Linked DNA regions of Homo sapiens: region 1 is linked to region 2. Evidence: chromatin loops called from intact Hi-C (ENCODE). Cell type or tissue: GM12878. All regions are shown on one strand. Each heading gives the region's core, and the rest is flanking DNA. Links, peaks and the distances in the headings are about the cores only. Region 1 overlaps BBS9 (Bardet-Biedl syndrome 9). Region 2 has its middle 9.2 kb from the start of BMPER.

Region 1 (4,000 bases), core at 1-4,000, 650 kb before region 2:
TTTAAAAATTTCGCTTGGTCATTGATAAGGTCTCTTAATCATTTTTAATACCTGCTTTTATTTCCTTAAACAGAAAGTGTAATATTTTTATATTTTCTGTCAATTTCAGTACACGAAGTCTTTGCAGTTTTCATCTCATTCTCTATTATTTTTGCTGTTTCTTGGTCATGTTACCTTCAATTTTTTGTGTATTGTAACTTTGACTTTGAGGTCATATTCTTTTGAACATTATCAATGGGAATGATTGGTGTCTTTCTTCAAAGATTTGAGTAATCTTTTGTCAGATGTTTGGTGGTACTTCCAACCCAGTATCACTTTATACTAAAATCACAGACTGAGGTTTCTTGGGTCGTCCAATAGAATGAATTTAGTCTGCAAACCCACATTAAAATCAGTTTGGGGTTTATGAATTCCTAGGATAGATTTTTTTTTCCTTCATCTGGTTCCAGGTTTTGAGATGTGTACTTTATTTTGCTTTCTCCTGGGCTTGAGGGGGAATGCTATTTACAAGTTCTCCTTACAGTAGAGGTAGAGCTCTTTGTGGTCTTTGCTTTGTACTGGGGAGATAAAGTCAATATGAGGATCTACTAGATTCTCCACAAAAGGTGGTCCACAAGTTTTTTCTCCTTTACTGTATCTCATTTGAGAGCAGGAAAACTGAAGCTTATGGTTGTCTGATTTAGGAAAATGCCCAACAGCTCTTTTTACCTTTATGGGGTTCACACTTTTACTTAGTTTTTAGCTTCTAAATTTTATTTACTTTTTTTTTGCAGCATATTGATGTACTTAAAAGTACTGCTTTGAACAAACATTTTATACAGTAATTTTAGTCTGAGAATCAGGGTCTTATATGCTATTCTCCTCCTCTACTTGTCCCCTACTTATTGTTTGATTTTATTTACATTTGCAAGCAATTAACAAAGAATTCAGCATCAAGTTTTGTCTGCTAAAGTGAAATATTTAACATTTTATATTTAAATTAGATGTTACTTATAAGCATATAAAATGCTATGGTAATGATAGACCATGTTAAATTTGGAATCAGAAAGGAATTTAGAAATTATGTCATTAGGTACCTACACTATGCATAACATTCAGTTGGAGAAACAGTAGGAAGGTTAGAAGACGTAGTGTTGAGTTCTGGCCCTGCTACTTACCAGCTGTGTGTCCTTTAATAAATCATTTGAACTTTCTTGAGCCTTAGGTCTCTCCACAGTAAATGAGGACAATAATTCTTGACGTTCCCAAGTTATAGAATAGTTGGATGTGCTAATAATGTATGGACCACGTTGTAAATGGCTATTACTGTTAATTCGGAAGTCTTTCATTTGGTTCTGTTAATTTCATTGGACTTCTGTTAGAAAAGGTCATCAATGTATTCATAGATTGCTACCGTTGTTCCTCAAACCCTCTTAAAACCTGTCTCAATTCTTTAGCCTTCCTTGTTTAATTTCCTCCTTGTATGACATTGGAGCTCAGTTAACTTTTAGAGCATAGAGCAGAAACCAAGAATTTTGAAAGCTGATTTAGAAATATCTATTGGAATACACAAGGAGTGTTACATAGTTACACATGTCCTTCACATTCATATCTGATGCAGCTGAATTCCTGTTTTAAGGCATAAAATAAAGCCAGTCTTTGATAGAGAATAGTAAAAGCCTATGCAGTATCCAATTAATATTGGGAAGATTTTTAATGGGATCGTACTGCCTACTTGTCAGCAGAGGGAGCCTTTGTCTCACTTTTTGATTCCAGAACTCTTAGAGTAGTGAGATTTTAACAAGTCAGAATATTTATGGAAAATGTCTGTTTCCTCACCTAGGCCTGAATAGGAACCAGTTTTTCTTTTGTTCCTGGAAGAGAAAAACTTTTTGTGTTTGTTTTCTGAGTTCTTTATAATAGTTGTTCCCAAGTTCCTTAAAAATGGTTAATGCTGAGTTGTAACAGAGGTTCTCAATTACTATCCTATGTTAAAGTTTTGGATGGTCTTAAGATAATGGACGAAAAAGAGCTAATGTAAGTAAGTTAAAGCTAAAATTTATTCAGTTAGAGGACTACACTTAGTGATGACATTTTTTACTTCCTACTTATTTGTATTAGTATTGTCTTTTAAGAGAATATTGGTGATTATAATCTATTTCTTTAAAAAATTTCCTGACTGGGGCCAGGCGGAGTGGCTCACACCTGTAATCTCAGCACTTTGGGAAGCTGAGGCGGGCAGATCACCTGAGGTCAGGAGGTTCAAGACCAACCTGGCCAACCAACATGATGAAACCCTGTCTCTAATAAAAAATACAAAAATTAGCCAGAAGTGGTGCCACATGGCTGCAGTCCCAGCTACTCAGGAGGCTGAGGCAGGAGAATTGCCTGAACCCGGGAGGTAGAGGTTGCAGTGAGCCGAGATTGTGCCACTGCACTCCAGCCTGGGTGACAGAGTGAGACTCCATCTCAAAAAACAAACAAACAAATAAACAAACAAACATCCTGATGGGCTTTTCACAAGGCTGACAACCCTACGATGTTCTCCAGTAGTTTCTGAAATGTTACAGGTGAATGAAATTCATGAGCCTGGGAATCACTGTTTTACTGAGTACTTTAGCAAATAAAAATTGACATTTCTGAATTGAACCATTTCCAACTTCCTGGCACATTTTTTCCTAACCTTCCTCTGGGATCTTTTCTATCCTTTGGTATGTAAAGAGTGAGACTTAATAACTAAATTATCTGATATCCAAGGTATAAATAAGTATGGGTGCTGGGGGAAGTTGGCTTGATACTTTTTTTAAAGCATGCTAAATTTTGGTTTAAGATTGCCATACATTCCTACCATGTTCTATGTACTGTACCAGGTAGTTAATACAGGTTCCCTCCTCCCCTCCTTTAGTCTTTCTAGCAACCCATTGCGGTATAGAGGTTATAATAAGGCTTATTTTGCATTTGAAGATACCAACTGGATGAAATTAAACAAAGTACCCAAGTCACATATTTAGGATGTGTCTGTGAAAGCCAGAATTCAAAACCTTATCATCTTGTGTTTCTGAATCAAAAATCACTGCCCTTTCCACTACTTATTGGTACTATATCTACATTTGATACTCTTTCCATATTTGTTCAATTTGTTGTTTTATGATATACCATCCTGCTTTGGAAACAGGGAACAGTCAGGGAGTATCCTAATTAGTGCCCCTTTTTGGTACTTTGCCTGCTGATAATAATCTCTTGTTTTGTATTGAAAAGAAAAAGACTTTGTACCCAGGCTCTAATAATTACTAGAGCTTTAAGTTTAATCTGAGTATGCTTTTGAAGTCAGAGTTTTATGAAATACTAAGGGATCTAAGGATCATTCTGCTCCTTTGGTGTCCACTTTGGGCTTCCACAATTTATTCTTTGTGGTTGAATGATTTTTCTCCTAATTTGTATATTTTCCTTGTAGAGTTCTCAGCCATGCTTCCTTTATTTCCTATATTTTTTATATTGTCTTTCCAGTAGGCTTTATCTCTTTATTTTATTTTTTTAAGAGCAGATTTAACCTTAACCTTTCCCCTCTCTTCTTAACAGATCTTAGTGTTTCTAGTGTTAGGCATACAATGAGTACTTAGTCTTTTGACTTAGTTCTAACTCTGTAATACCAAGATGGATACTAAACTCTGTAATAATTTTGAATCACAGTCTCTTAAGTGTCACATACCAAAACTAATTATTTCAGGACTTTCACCTTATATTATTTTTACTTTGATGCTATTCATTCATTCAGTAAATACTTTTGGTTCTAGTGGATGCGAGGGACTATCAGGGATGGAGAGGCATGGTGAATAAAACATAATGGCAGTTCTTATGGAATTGTCATGTGAATATGGTGATACTTTCAAACATTTTGGTCCTCTTGATGGTAATTGACATATTGCTAATCTAGAACTACAGTTTAACATAGTTTCTTGCTTTTATGATGGTTCAGTTTAGTTAAACAGATATTTTTGGAGCACTAACATATAAGAGACTG
Region 2 (12,526 bases), core at 3,474-7,473:
AGCCAGGGCACCTGGCCCTGCTAATATTTTATCTTAATGCAAATAACTCCTGTACAATCACTGCATCATCAACGGTTTTGTTTGACAACATTGCCACTGTGCTGCCCTTTTCTAGCTTGAGAACATGCTAGTAATAAATGCCGTGAGTAAAAATCCAGCTGAAGTCAAAGGATGCAGGAATAATAAGGCCTGGGTCTTCTACTTGTTGGTTTAGAAGGCCCCCAAGAACCAAGGGGAGACTCTCATTTTCAGGACTGGCTATATAATTTGCAGGACCTGGTGCAAAAAGAAAATGTGGGGATGGCCTCTTGTTCAAAGTTATCAAGAATATCAACACAGCAGCGGTAAAGCAGTAAACCAAGATGAGGGCCCTGTGACTGCACAGATCACAACACCAAAACGCTGGTCCTGCTCATTTTCTACAACTGTGTACACACACACACTCACTTGCATCCAATAAAAACAATCGTAGCAGATTTGCTTATTTAATGAACTTTATCCACATTATCTCTTCAAATTGCCAGGAGGCTGGAAAAATTAAGGGTATTCACCATGCCCAAAGTCCACCGGTATTCAGGCTTCAAAATTTTTTTTCTTTTTTTTTTTTTCATTTTTGTTTTCAATGGGATTGTGAGACAACTGCAGTTTTAGTGCAGGAAGATTAAAAGTTATCTGAATTATTGTCCCTACCCCTTGGGACAATACATCACAATCTTACTGTGCAGACAGTGCTAAGTGCTGAGGCCAGAAGTGTTCAAGGAGAGGAGCAGAGGGAAGCAGGAGTTCCTGCTTCATTTCTGGTCCACTGACTATTACCCGTGGTCTCACCATCAGCAGCATCAGCAGCAATCTTTGGCTTACTGGTTTGCAAATATAGACGAGCCTAAGAGAGTGAGGAGGAGGCTGAGGCATGGCCCAGGGTGGAGGCAGAGCCTGGGGACCAGAAGCCATCAGGTAATTTAGTTAATGATGGTGATACCTGCTAGACTATGCTAAGGAATTACTGGGGAAGTCAGCTCCCTTCCTTGGAATTCATTTTCTTCATCTTTCAGAGAAAGACCATACTGTTCAGAGTTTATTTTTGAATATTAACCAGACTTCAAACATTCTCTTGCATTTTGATTTTTTTGGAGTTAAGGATTATAAAAAACATAAGCCACTGGGCCCCTTTATTTACATTTTCCTGAAAAACAATGAGAACCCTTTTGCGTATTTTCATAACAGGTCTGTCTCAACATCTTAAATTAAAAAATAACCTGTTCTTTGGCTCTGAATATGGTTGGGTGATTAAGTCTGCTTCTAGGCTCTCCCACGAATATTTTTAAAAATGTAATTGCAAAAATCACAGTTGAGTGTAAGAAATATGTAACAGAAACACATTATTTAAACCCTAAGGTTTCTAGATTTTTAGAAAATTCCGAAGATGAGATGATTTGGCTACTAAGGTTTTAAAAGTATTAAACAAAAATATTGAAACATTAGTTCAACATTTCAATGCCAATTTATCACAAAGCAAACGGATTTGAGCCTATGGAGATCTTTCTTGCAAGACTTCAATGTCTTTCTGTAAAGATAACTAAAATAAATCCATACACTATTTAAAAAATTCTACCTACACTTAAATCTTAAGGTGAGTTGCTTTTTGTAGGTCAGAAGTAACCCATTTGTATGAGAAGATATATGACCATGTATATTTACAAGAGTAAACTTTTCTTCGCTTTCATTTTTGTCTTTGATATGGGCTGTTAACAACATTTCAAGGTAGCTTGGCTTGTAGTGATGCTTAAATGTGTTCATTAAACTGCGGGCATCAGTTTAATATGAAGAAAAATGTCACAGGGTACTAGATCCTGGTATTGACATAAGAATTCTGTACTCAACTAAACATGTTTGGTTTCTCTGGCTCTACACCGGGTTCTCACAAAAGTAGAACCAACTTTCATTTTGACCTTTCTGATTGTACCATTGTCGGAGGAGGAAGAAAACTTGCTCCAGGAGTGGGAAACTGGGGCAGGAATTGCCTTGTTCTGTACAACCTTAACAAAATTGCTGCACTTTTTAGGGAAGGCTAGCCGAGCACAGGAATTCCTTCCCCTGAAGAAAAATCTGTAAGAGAAGCTGAGTTATCTGTGATTAAGGAATCAGGCTGAGTTGGGTTACCTGAATGGCCCCCTAGCCTGGTTCATCTATCTCTGCCAGGCGAGCTCTCCCTGCATCCCAGAGCACAAGACCAGCTTCTGTCCTGGCTCAGGCTGTGATTCTCCTTTTTCAAGATTCTAGGATCTACCAAGACCCTCCTCTTCTTCTGATCTTCATATTCTTTCTTTAAATGTGTTAATGTTCTCTCCTCAGGTCTCCACCTCTCAGTCTCCTTGAGGGGATTTAGATCTCTGCTTAGATTATGTATGGCTCCTATAGAGTTTTGAAGGCTCAGAGGGTCACCTGGTCACCCTGCTTCCAAGTTCAGATGAGGGTTCCAGGCAGAAGGTCCCACTTCTGTACCTGAGACATACCTGACAGGGGTTTTAAAGACTTCATTCTTGGATTGTGTTAAATTCGGGTCTAGATCCCAAAATAATCATTGTTTTCATAATAAAACCTATTGGGTTGAATCATTGGATATTGCCAATATTCTACTTTCTTTCTTTCTTTTTTTTACAAATATGGTCGATTCATATGGCTCTGCCTAATATACCTAATACTGCAAAATGTTTTGAGACATCAATGTAGAAATATTGAAGACTTTTGTTTAATCTTTTTATTGTATGTTTCATGTCCCCTAATGCTTTTCCCTGTACCCTGCATACCTGTACTAAGACTACACGTCCTCACACATAAACAAGCACACACATGACTTATTCTTCTGAGACCTTATAGAGTTAAGAAGTCGGATGACAATGAGGTAACACATTTGCATGAATGAAAGGCTCAGGAAGTTCTACTCACAACGCTCTTGTCCTTTGTTCAGGATATCCACCCCTCCTCAGCTCCACACCCCCACTTCCAAGCTCTGCCAGAAATCATGTTATTAGCTTCAAAGTGATGAAGACAACGTCATCCAACAGGCTTGGTGGCAGGCTGCCTGTGTATGGAACAAGCCCCAACTTTGAGTCACAGAGATCTGGCTTCTGCATTTGATTTGATTATTTCTTGGTGGGTGATCTTGGGCAAGTTACTTCGCCACAGTGTGTTTCAGTTTTCTTATATGTAAGATAGGGATAATAATATCTACTTTATAGAGTTGAGGGGGCCAAATGAGATAATGTATGTAAAGTGCCTGAAATGGTGCCTAAGACATACATAATAGGTGTTCCAAACTAATGTGAGAGCAAAGCAAGAAAATGGAATTTCCTACTTCCTGGACCTTCTAGCCTCCATACCTACCCATATCGCACGTGGCTCAGAAATCAAAGAGGTGCTTAACTTGGAGAGACACGTGGCCTGGGACAGCAGGTGCCTTAGTGGTAGGCAGTTAGCTGAGTGAGTCATGACTGGCAGCTGCTTTGGGAACGGAAACTTGTAGCTCAAGAGGCACAGAAGTAGTGTTGTTGCATTAGTGACATTTGGACTGTTCCCTCAGGGTAGTTAGGATTTAGACATCCCCCAGAGGCCAGTACAGTCTCACTAAATTTTCTGCCATGATGGAAATGTGCAAAAATCTGCACTATCCAAAATGTGGCCACTGAGCACTTAAAGTGTGGCTAGTGTGGTGGAGGAGAGAAGTTAAAATTTAATTTTAATGCATAAAGTCACGTGTGGCTGTTTGTTACAGTATTGGCCATCTCAAAACTAGGCAGAGGAAACCGCAAAAGTGAATCCTAAGAGCAGAAAGTCCTGGAGCAGACATGGGGCAGCCGCAGGTGATATAGCTTGGCTGAAGCATAGGCTGTGGGAAGGCAATGGGAGACAGATGTGAGGCCAATTCTGCCAGCTTAAAGGGTTTAAATGTTCTTTTCTAGGCAGTAGGAGCTACAGAGGGTTTGTGAGCAAGGGAGTTACACCATGTGGCTCTACTTCAGCGTGGTTAGTCTAACAGGAGGTAGGGGAGTGGAGTCTCTCTGATGAGACCAGATAGAGGCTGGAAAGGGAAACACTTAGAAGTCTTACTACAAAAACCCCGGTGGAGCTCTCACAGCGTGCTGGGCATCGTGCAAACAGCTCTAGCTTGTTTATTGCTGGTTAAGTTGCATGCCTTCAAGTAAGCACAAAAATAAAAATCGGAATCAAGGTGTTTGTTTTTTAATGGGCAAAGCCCATTAAAAATGTATTTGCCTTCACTATACCACTGTTTTAAGTCTCCTGGAGGGAAGAAAGGAAAGCCAGCTTCCTTTGGCAGCGTAATGAGATAGATGACAGAACTGACACCTAGATTAGGCCTTGATGTTAATCTGGCTGGATGTGGCTTTTCTCATGACTTGATAGGACTCTTTTTTCTTTCCACATGCATTTCTGCATGAGACCCCCCCTACTTTGTTTCCAGACCCAAAGCCTTCTACCGTCTTACTGCCTTGATGAAAGCCCAAATGATGCCATTGCAGAGCCCAGTAGTTTGATTATTTGTGGACCAGTAGAGTTACTGTCTGCATTTAAGGAACTCTCCAGAAAGGTAGAGATATATTTTCTCCTTGAGATCTCTTCAATTTGCAGGCAATTACATGATGGCTTCCTCTCCCCGACCCCTTTGATAACCTTCCCTTGAGGGGCACTTCAGGAATCAGGCTGCCTGGTTTGGAACCCTGGCTTACTGTTTGAGTTTGTGCAAGTTACTGACATACCACCTGCCTCACGGTCTGGTTTTAAAGACTTAGTGAGCTAAGGTACCCAAAGTGCTTAGAACTGTGCAAGACACTTACTGCATATAGGTTTATAATTATTATTACTAACCAACAATTATTTGTACACCTGCCTTGACCTACCAGTTTACAGTGGGGTACGGGCAGGAGTACTCTAAGGTGGGAAGAAGCAGCAACTATCAAAAGACCATTTACAATATTTGGGAGTGAATCTAAAGGAATTGATAGCCCAGTACTGCGGCTCAAGCCTGTAATCCCAGTGCTTTGGGAGGTCGAGGTGGGAGGATTACTGGAGCCCAGGAGTTCCAGGCTGCAGTGAGCTATGATTGCAGCACTGCACTCCAGTTTGGGTGACAGCTGGGAAAGAAGCCATAGAAATGCTAAAAAATGCAGAGGAGTTAAGCTGGAAGGGAAGGGGAGAGGATAGCTTTCCAGGAACTGGAAAGCACAGTTTTTATATGCGTGGGAGCAAAATTTGCACTTTCAGGCAGATGACCCCGGCTTAACCACTGTCAGGGGCACAGCAGGCTCTTCTTGAGTTGCTGCAACCGGGGCTGTGCTTCTCTGGCGGTCCCAGTGCTGCCACCTACAGGGTCTGCGAGGCAGAGCGCGCCGCCCTCGTGTCTCTCGGGAGTCTGGGTGCTGGGCAGGAAGAGCAGGACCAATACGTTCCTCACCAGCCATGCCATTAGCTCCTTTCTCTCACAGGCTTTGAATGCACCTGCCCCTAGACACAACAGTTCTGGGACACATTTCTAAACATTATTTCTAAAAGAGGGGGATAAAGAAAGAAAATAAGACCAAGTTCCACACCCAGAAGAGAAAGTGCACATCGACATGTCACCACGTGCTGGGTGATGAGTTAGTGGTTTGGCATACGTTATTGCATTTAGTCCACAAAATAGATATCATCAATATTGTCATCCACGCTACAAGGGAGGTTAAAGAATCCAATACACAATTGTTTAGAGCCTGGGCCACTCCAATTCTGAGGTCTGTATATGTCAGAACACACTACCTGACTTAAATTATTTTTCTATCTTTCCTAAGTATAAAAGCACACATAATTAAGTTGACCAAACACGATCTTTGCACATGGTAAATGCCTCTTACCTTGACCTCTTGCTTTAAAAGCTGAGACATTTCTAATGAAGATGTTTTAGCAGATATAGTCACTTACATAAGTGAGTCAGCTTCTTCTATGCCAGGGCCTAAATCTTTGTCAATTAGTACATTACTTTTTATTTATTCAAGCCAACTTGAATGGATTGGTGTTGGAGATAAAAATACCAAACAAGGTGCCCTTTCTGGCTCTTACTAACTCAAACTCTCTATTAATTAATTGACATCTGGGCACACTTGTACTACAAATTGACCATCCTACGGTAGTAGCAGTGCTTCTCAAGCTTTAAAGTACATACCAACAACCCAGGAATCTTGTTAAAATGCCGATTTGGATTCAACCAGTCTGGAATGGGGTCTGAGATTCTGCAGTCTCCCCAGTGATGTAGATGCTCCTGGTTCAGGAAATACATTTTGAGTTTCAAGGAGCTAGAAGATCTTGAAGTTCTTTTGAATCATCAAAATAAATTTTAATTGGTTTGCATATTAATTAACTGTGCAAGCAATTAAATTATGCTTTATTATTAATTATATTTTATTGTTTTCTAATGCTTTGAAAGTCAGTAAACTATATATTCCGCTTGCATATGTCATGATAGCAAAGACATGGAATCAACCTAAATGCCCATCAATGATAAACTAGATAAAGAAAATGTGGCACATATACACCATGGAATACTATGCAGCCATAAACAAGAATGAGATCATGTCCTTTGCAGGGACCTGGATGGAGCTGGAGGCCATTATCCTTAGCAAAGTAACAGAGGAACAAAAAAGCAAATACCACATATTCTCCCTTGTAAGTGGGAGCTAAATGATGAGAACACATGGATGCATACATGGGGACAACATACAATGGGGCCTATCGGAGGTTGGAGGGTGGGAGGAGGGAGAGGATCAGGAAAAATAACTAATGAGTACTAGGCGTAATACCTGGATGATGAAATAATCTGTACAACAAACCCCCATGACATAAGTTTACCTATGTAACAAACTTGCACGTGTACCCCTGAACTTAATATAAAACAACCTTTTTTTAACCCATTAGGACATTGAAGTCACCAGAACATTCTATTCTTTCATCTAGGCTGGATTACCACGTGTTATCTTTAAGAACTCTGTGGCTTGAAGGAATTTCGCCTTCAATCAAAGAGTAATTTAGGCACCATGAGAATTACTTTCCAAACTATAAGGGAAAGTAATGACTATACTAACAACAAGTTGTCAAAATTAAACTTCCAATTTTTCAGGTTTTTCAAGCCCACTCTTTTGCCCCTGAGGGAATTAACTGCACAGAAGACTAGATGAGGAGACCCTGTGGCCCACTTTAAAACCAAGACGGCAATCCCATATCACCTAGATTTTGGGGGTTCATTAATGCTTACACTTATCAGTCTCCAGATGTTCACGGGCAAAAAGTAACACATTCACAGATGGTACAGAGCAAACACTTATTATGATGCCCAAAGAACAAAAGCTATTGGTAGCAGTGAAGAATAAAGTGACCCACAAATAGGCTGCTATTTACTTGTTTGTTTTGTCTGGGGCCCATTTAATTGCGTCTGTTCGCACTACAATAGCTAATGCCCAGCCATTATTTCCATCATAAACCTCACTGGGGATGAGAAATGCAACAGAACGAGATCCTTCTCATGAAATTGATTTTTTCCCTCCATCAGTTAAAATATTCAGCAAAGGTGTTGGGTTCTCCCCAACTCCTTTCCATTTACACAAATAAAAAATATATGTACATTTAAATGGTTAAAGGCTATTTTAAAAACATAAATGGCTGCCTTCTATGTTTTAGAGAATATAACGTCTCAAATTAGAGAAGTGGAAACTGTGGGACTTTAATGTGAACAAAATGAATGTATGGCAAATTTAATGGGAATAAAGTACCTGCAGGCACGCAGTAGTTTTCAATAAGTGTGTATGTATTGAACTGAAGGGCCTTAGGACTGATTGCTAGGTTTGCCTAGCAAAGGCTGACACAGACTGTGAAGATAAGGGCAGGCTCCAGCATGGAGAAAGAGGCTGCTGACATCCATGCCCTGTGATCTCAGGGATCCAGCAAGGCCAGCCTTTCCTGTTCTCTTTCTTCCTCTGCAGTTCTCGTTCTAGTGCCTAAAAAATGTCTACATATAGCCTTAGTCCTTTAGGTGGAGGCATTGCTTATAACAGATGCTATAGTACCTAGATGTTGGCTGTATTGATTTTGCAATATTATTATTATTGTCAATAATATCTATGCTGACCAACATTTACTCAGGGTCACCCATGTGGCAGACTTCAGGAAGAGAGGAAAACTCCTCAACTCAAGTTTTAAAAATCCAGGGGAAGAGCTGAGGTCACATTCCAAATCCTGGAACAATAAATGTGGTCAGAGAGATGAGAGGCTGTGATTGGCCCAGCATGGACCTTACGACTTCTGTGTTTGCTGGAAGTGTGTTTGGGAATGGGGAGTATAATGATTGGCAGAGTTCACTAAGACCACATATTTTGAGGAATGTTTCCTAAAGAAGGTGCATGCTCTCCTGGAAAAAAATTCATACACACCACAGCTTTGGGCAAGTTCTTACTTTATTTGAATTTCAGTAGGATTATCTGTAAATGGAGAAGTTGGATTAGATGCTTTTTGAGGGTTCTTTAATATCTAGAAGTCTCTAGTTTTGTTACCTTCTAAAATACAACATTATATAAAATAATTTCATATTCATCCCTGACAAGCAAGCAGAGGTGATACTATCTCATCTTATTGGGTGGGAAAATTGAGGCTCACAAAGTTAATTAACTGGCCTCAAATCATTAGAATGTCACCCGGCCCATCTTAACTGTTTTTAAGCATACAATTAGTACTGTTTAATACTTTCACATGATTTTGCAATCAATCTCCAGAACTCTTTTCATCTTGCAAAACTAAAACTCTGCCCATTAGACAATTCCCCATTCCTCCCTCCCTGCAGTTCCTGGCAACGACCTTTCTTCTTTTTGCCTCTGAATTTGCTACTGTAGGTGCCTCATATAAGTAGAATCACACAGTATTTGTCTTTTGGTGATTGGCTTATTTCACTTAGCATAATGTCCTTAAGTTTCATCAATGTTGTAGTATGTATCAGGATTTCCTTCCTTTTTAAGGCTGAATAATATTTCATAGTATATCCTCACCACATGTTGTTACTCATTTATCCCTTGAGGGGGACACTTGGGTTGCTTCCACATTTTGGCTACCACGAATAATGCTGCTATGAACATGGTTGTACAGATATCTGAAAGTTGTTTTTTTTTTTTAAATAAAGAACATTGGAAGTCCCCCTAAATTTTATAAGATAGATGTAAATTACATAAGATACTTATATCTTATAAGATATTTTTCTTGGCTCTGAAAGTGCTTGAAACATTAATAAATACAAAAATATATTAATTAATTAACACAGGTAACTATTTACTGAGCACTTATTTCTTGTCTTTGGTATGTGCTAAATGCTTCAGATGATTTCAGGTTTAGCTGCCAAGTAACAAAACACACACACACACACACACACACACACACACACACACTAACAAGCATTAAAACAATGTAGGTGTTACTTTTCCCCTCACATTCAGGAAAGCCAGAGGCATCAGCCCAGGCTTCCATTGCACTCCATGGTGTCAGAGTCTAATCTCATTTCTTGTTTGCCATTTCCCAGAGGCATTTTTCCCAAGGTATCCCCAGGGGAAAGATTTTGCTGGAGCCTTACTTACATTATCATGTCTGTATTCCAGCCATCAGATTGGAGGAAGAGAAGAAGAAAGAGCATGTCCTTCCTTTAGTGACATTTCTCCATTTCTATCCCATTGGCCAGAAGTTAGTCATGGGATCACTACTACCTGTATGAAAGACTAAGAAAAATGATCTTTATTGCTGAGAGCCACATACACTGCACAAACTGGGGGGTTCTATCTTGAGAAAGAAGGAAAGACTAGATGTTGGGAGACAGCCGGGAGTCTCTGCCAGAGCAGCCATACATGTTAAATATCAACCTGGTAGTATACCTCCCTACGTAAGTAAAGTTGAACTGTTTCTGAGTCTATAGATAATCTTGAATGCTAATTCTGCAGTAACGTTGATTATTCCCTCCTCTGTTGATGTTTACTCCAATGAGATCAACTTAAAGTCTTGAAGCAGGAGAGCTTAAAGTAGAAGAGCTAGTGAAACCTAGAACAATAGGAGTGAGGCATTAGCTTAATATTCTGGTTCCCTGGGTTGGTCTTGAGATCTCCTTGGCCATCCCTCACTTCGGATAGATGGGGCTGCAGCTTTGGTGCCAATGAAGCTGGTGATTAGGTAAGCTTGTTTTGGGGAGTGACTTCTGGATGGAATGTGGAGAAGAGAACTCTTTTTCAAAGATCATTATCTATGAATTGGCAACACTGGTGCCTCCCTGACAATGAAGCCAAATTTACATCTGATTTTTATAACTTCTAATATCAAAATGACTTATGTATTCAGCAAGCCCCTGAAGATGAATCAGTACATAGAAATATTTTGGATGTTTTGATGGGAATTGTTAAAATCTTTGTTTTAACTATGTAACTTCATTTTATTTTAGTTGTATAACTAGAGAATTTTTGACACTCCAAACCAGTTAGTTTGGCTCATGGACATTGAAATGAATGAGTACTGTGTGAAACAGCAAACATTACCCCATTACTCACAGCATACCATTGTCCTTGAGGCAGGGATTGAGATGGGGTCAGGGCCAGGGAAAGAGTGAAGGTGGCTTTATTTATTACAATATTAATTTAAAAAAATAGTAATTTTGTTATTTCCATGAAACTGTGTTTAAAAATGTCACTTTCCTATCATCCTCATCAAAATGCCCTGCTTTAGAAATAAACTCTGTAATGAGTACAATTATATGAAAAGAATCTTAAGGCTACAAAGAATGAAGAAAAATGATTAAGTAAGAAAAGATCAGGCTAATGATTTAATAATTTAATTTTAATAATTATCATTTATATAAATTATACAATATCATGGGGATGATGCTTTTATCATTGTCCCTACTCCCTCCTATCTCCTCCAAAAAATGTCATTTCTGAGTCTCTTATTTTTTGGAATGGCATTAAAGCCTCAGGCAGAATCTAGAGGACTTCTCACCAGCCTCAATGGTGTCCACCTCTCTCTGAAACTAAGCGAACCTGTAGCAAAGCCTAGAAGAGAAGTGCAGTTCTTCAAGGTTTTAGCCGAGTGACTTCAGAATAAATTCAGTTTAACCAGTGAGCTAAGTTGTGGTCTGCTTTTTATGGTGTTACAACTTGTTTTCTTGGTACCAGTTTAGTTCGATAAATATTTGAGTACTTATTTCACCATCTCTGTAATTTTAATTTGCATCATATCTAAAATATTCAGTGGTCCTTTCCTCAAATTCTTATGACTCATAATCTAAGAAGGCAAAACATTTATAATGGTAAACATCATGATCAGGGAGCCAGAGGACCCCTGTTTAAATGGATTATGCCATTAACTAGTTGTGTGACCCTGGGCAAGTCATTTACTCCTCAGCCTTTAGATTTCTCATTTTTAAAGCGAAAGGGCAGGGAGTTGGTTTATATGATGTCTAAGATCTCCAGTGCTTCAAATAAATAGTTAAAAGTGGCATTTCTACTTTCAACCCAAGAAGAATCATATAGCCATAGCTAAAGAGGTTGAATATAATGATTCATGTAGAGAATCCACTCCATCACCTTCAAACACGGGAAGGTGGAAATGGTGCTCTCTAGTATTACATTGACCACATGTTCAGATTGCTGAATACACCTGCAGAAAAAAATTCCATTCTAAAGAAATGCATTCTGGTTGTTTCAAAGAAAAATTAGGCACTCACTCTATGGTAGATTTCCTGTTGGTCACCCGGGAGTGAATCCTTCAAGAACCACCTGTACATTTCTCCTTATCTCCAAGCCTCCCAACAGCTCCAGCTCAGTGGGCAGATGGGGCCAATGGAATTCCTGTTCCTTGTTCTCTTTGTAAACCCTGAGTCTCTCTGCTGTTACTCCCTGCTGTGTCCAGGCTGCCCTTCCCTCACTAGAGCCTACCTCTTCATTCAAAGCTCAGTTTCGAATGCCACCTCCTCCAGGAAGCTTAATCTCCTCTTTGAAATTTCCATGGCATATTATCTTCTCTTCTTACCTTCACTTCTACCTTTTACTGTATTCATTATAAACATAGTTTATCCTCCTTACTAGACTGTAAGATCCTTGGTAGCATAATCCTTTATCTTTATCAAGTGTAAATGCCTTTTTTAAGGTGTAACTTTCTCAAGTTTATGAAATACCTTGCACCCTGCCCTAGTGGTAGGTATCACAATCTCTTTACCCTGTTTCCTTTGGGAAGGGTCTATTGGTTTCTACTTTTAGGAAGCTGGGTTGATGTGATTTCTCTAGAAGCATCTTTCAGACTTGAATCCACGTGACTAAGTTGTATGTTCAGTTGAATTTTTCAGTGAGAATTTAGCATCGTAGTTTTGAGAGGAGATGAAGAAAGTTGCTCTTACTGCAGGCCTGGCCCCTTTTAATCTGATTAGGTTTCACAGTTTATTTTCCAGAGAAAGAGATGAGACAGAGTT

The links. Hi-C counts contacts between places; a loop is a spot of excess contacts. Peaks named below come from ENCODE experiments on the same cell type or tissue, not always from the same donor. Only the 100,000 strongest peaks of a DNase experiment are listed, where the experiment ranks them.
Region 1: a loop joins it to region 2, with 7 times the contacts of the local background. A loop is called at or near these places in 23 of 110 quality-filtered maps.

Annotation. Positions count from the first base shown.
Region 1 is chr7:33,241,780-33,245,779 of GRCh38, forward strand. The region is part of intron 5 of BBS9 (Bardet-Biedl syndrome 9); the gene reads left to right. Among named protein-coding and RNA genes, the nearest start is that of BBS9, 110 kb to the left of the region's middle. In GM12878, for the core only: a CTCF peak has its summit at 1,728 (motif pointing right); no DNase peak of the experiment used is centred there.
Region 2 is chr7:33,890,106-33,902,631 of GRCh38, forward strand. No RefSeq gene overlaps it. Among named protein-coding and RNA genes, the nearest start is that of BMPER, 9.2 kb to the right of the region's middle. RefSeq lists an enhancer at 5,423-5,472. In GM12878, for the core only: a CTCF peak has its summit at 5,400 (motif pointing left); a DNase peak (open chromatin) is centred at 5,428.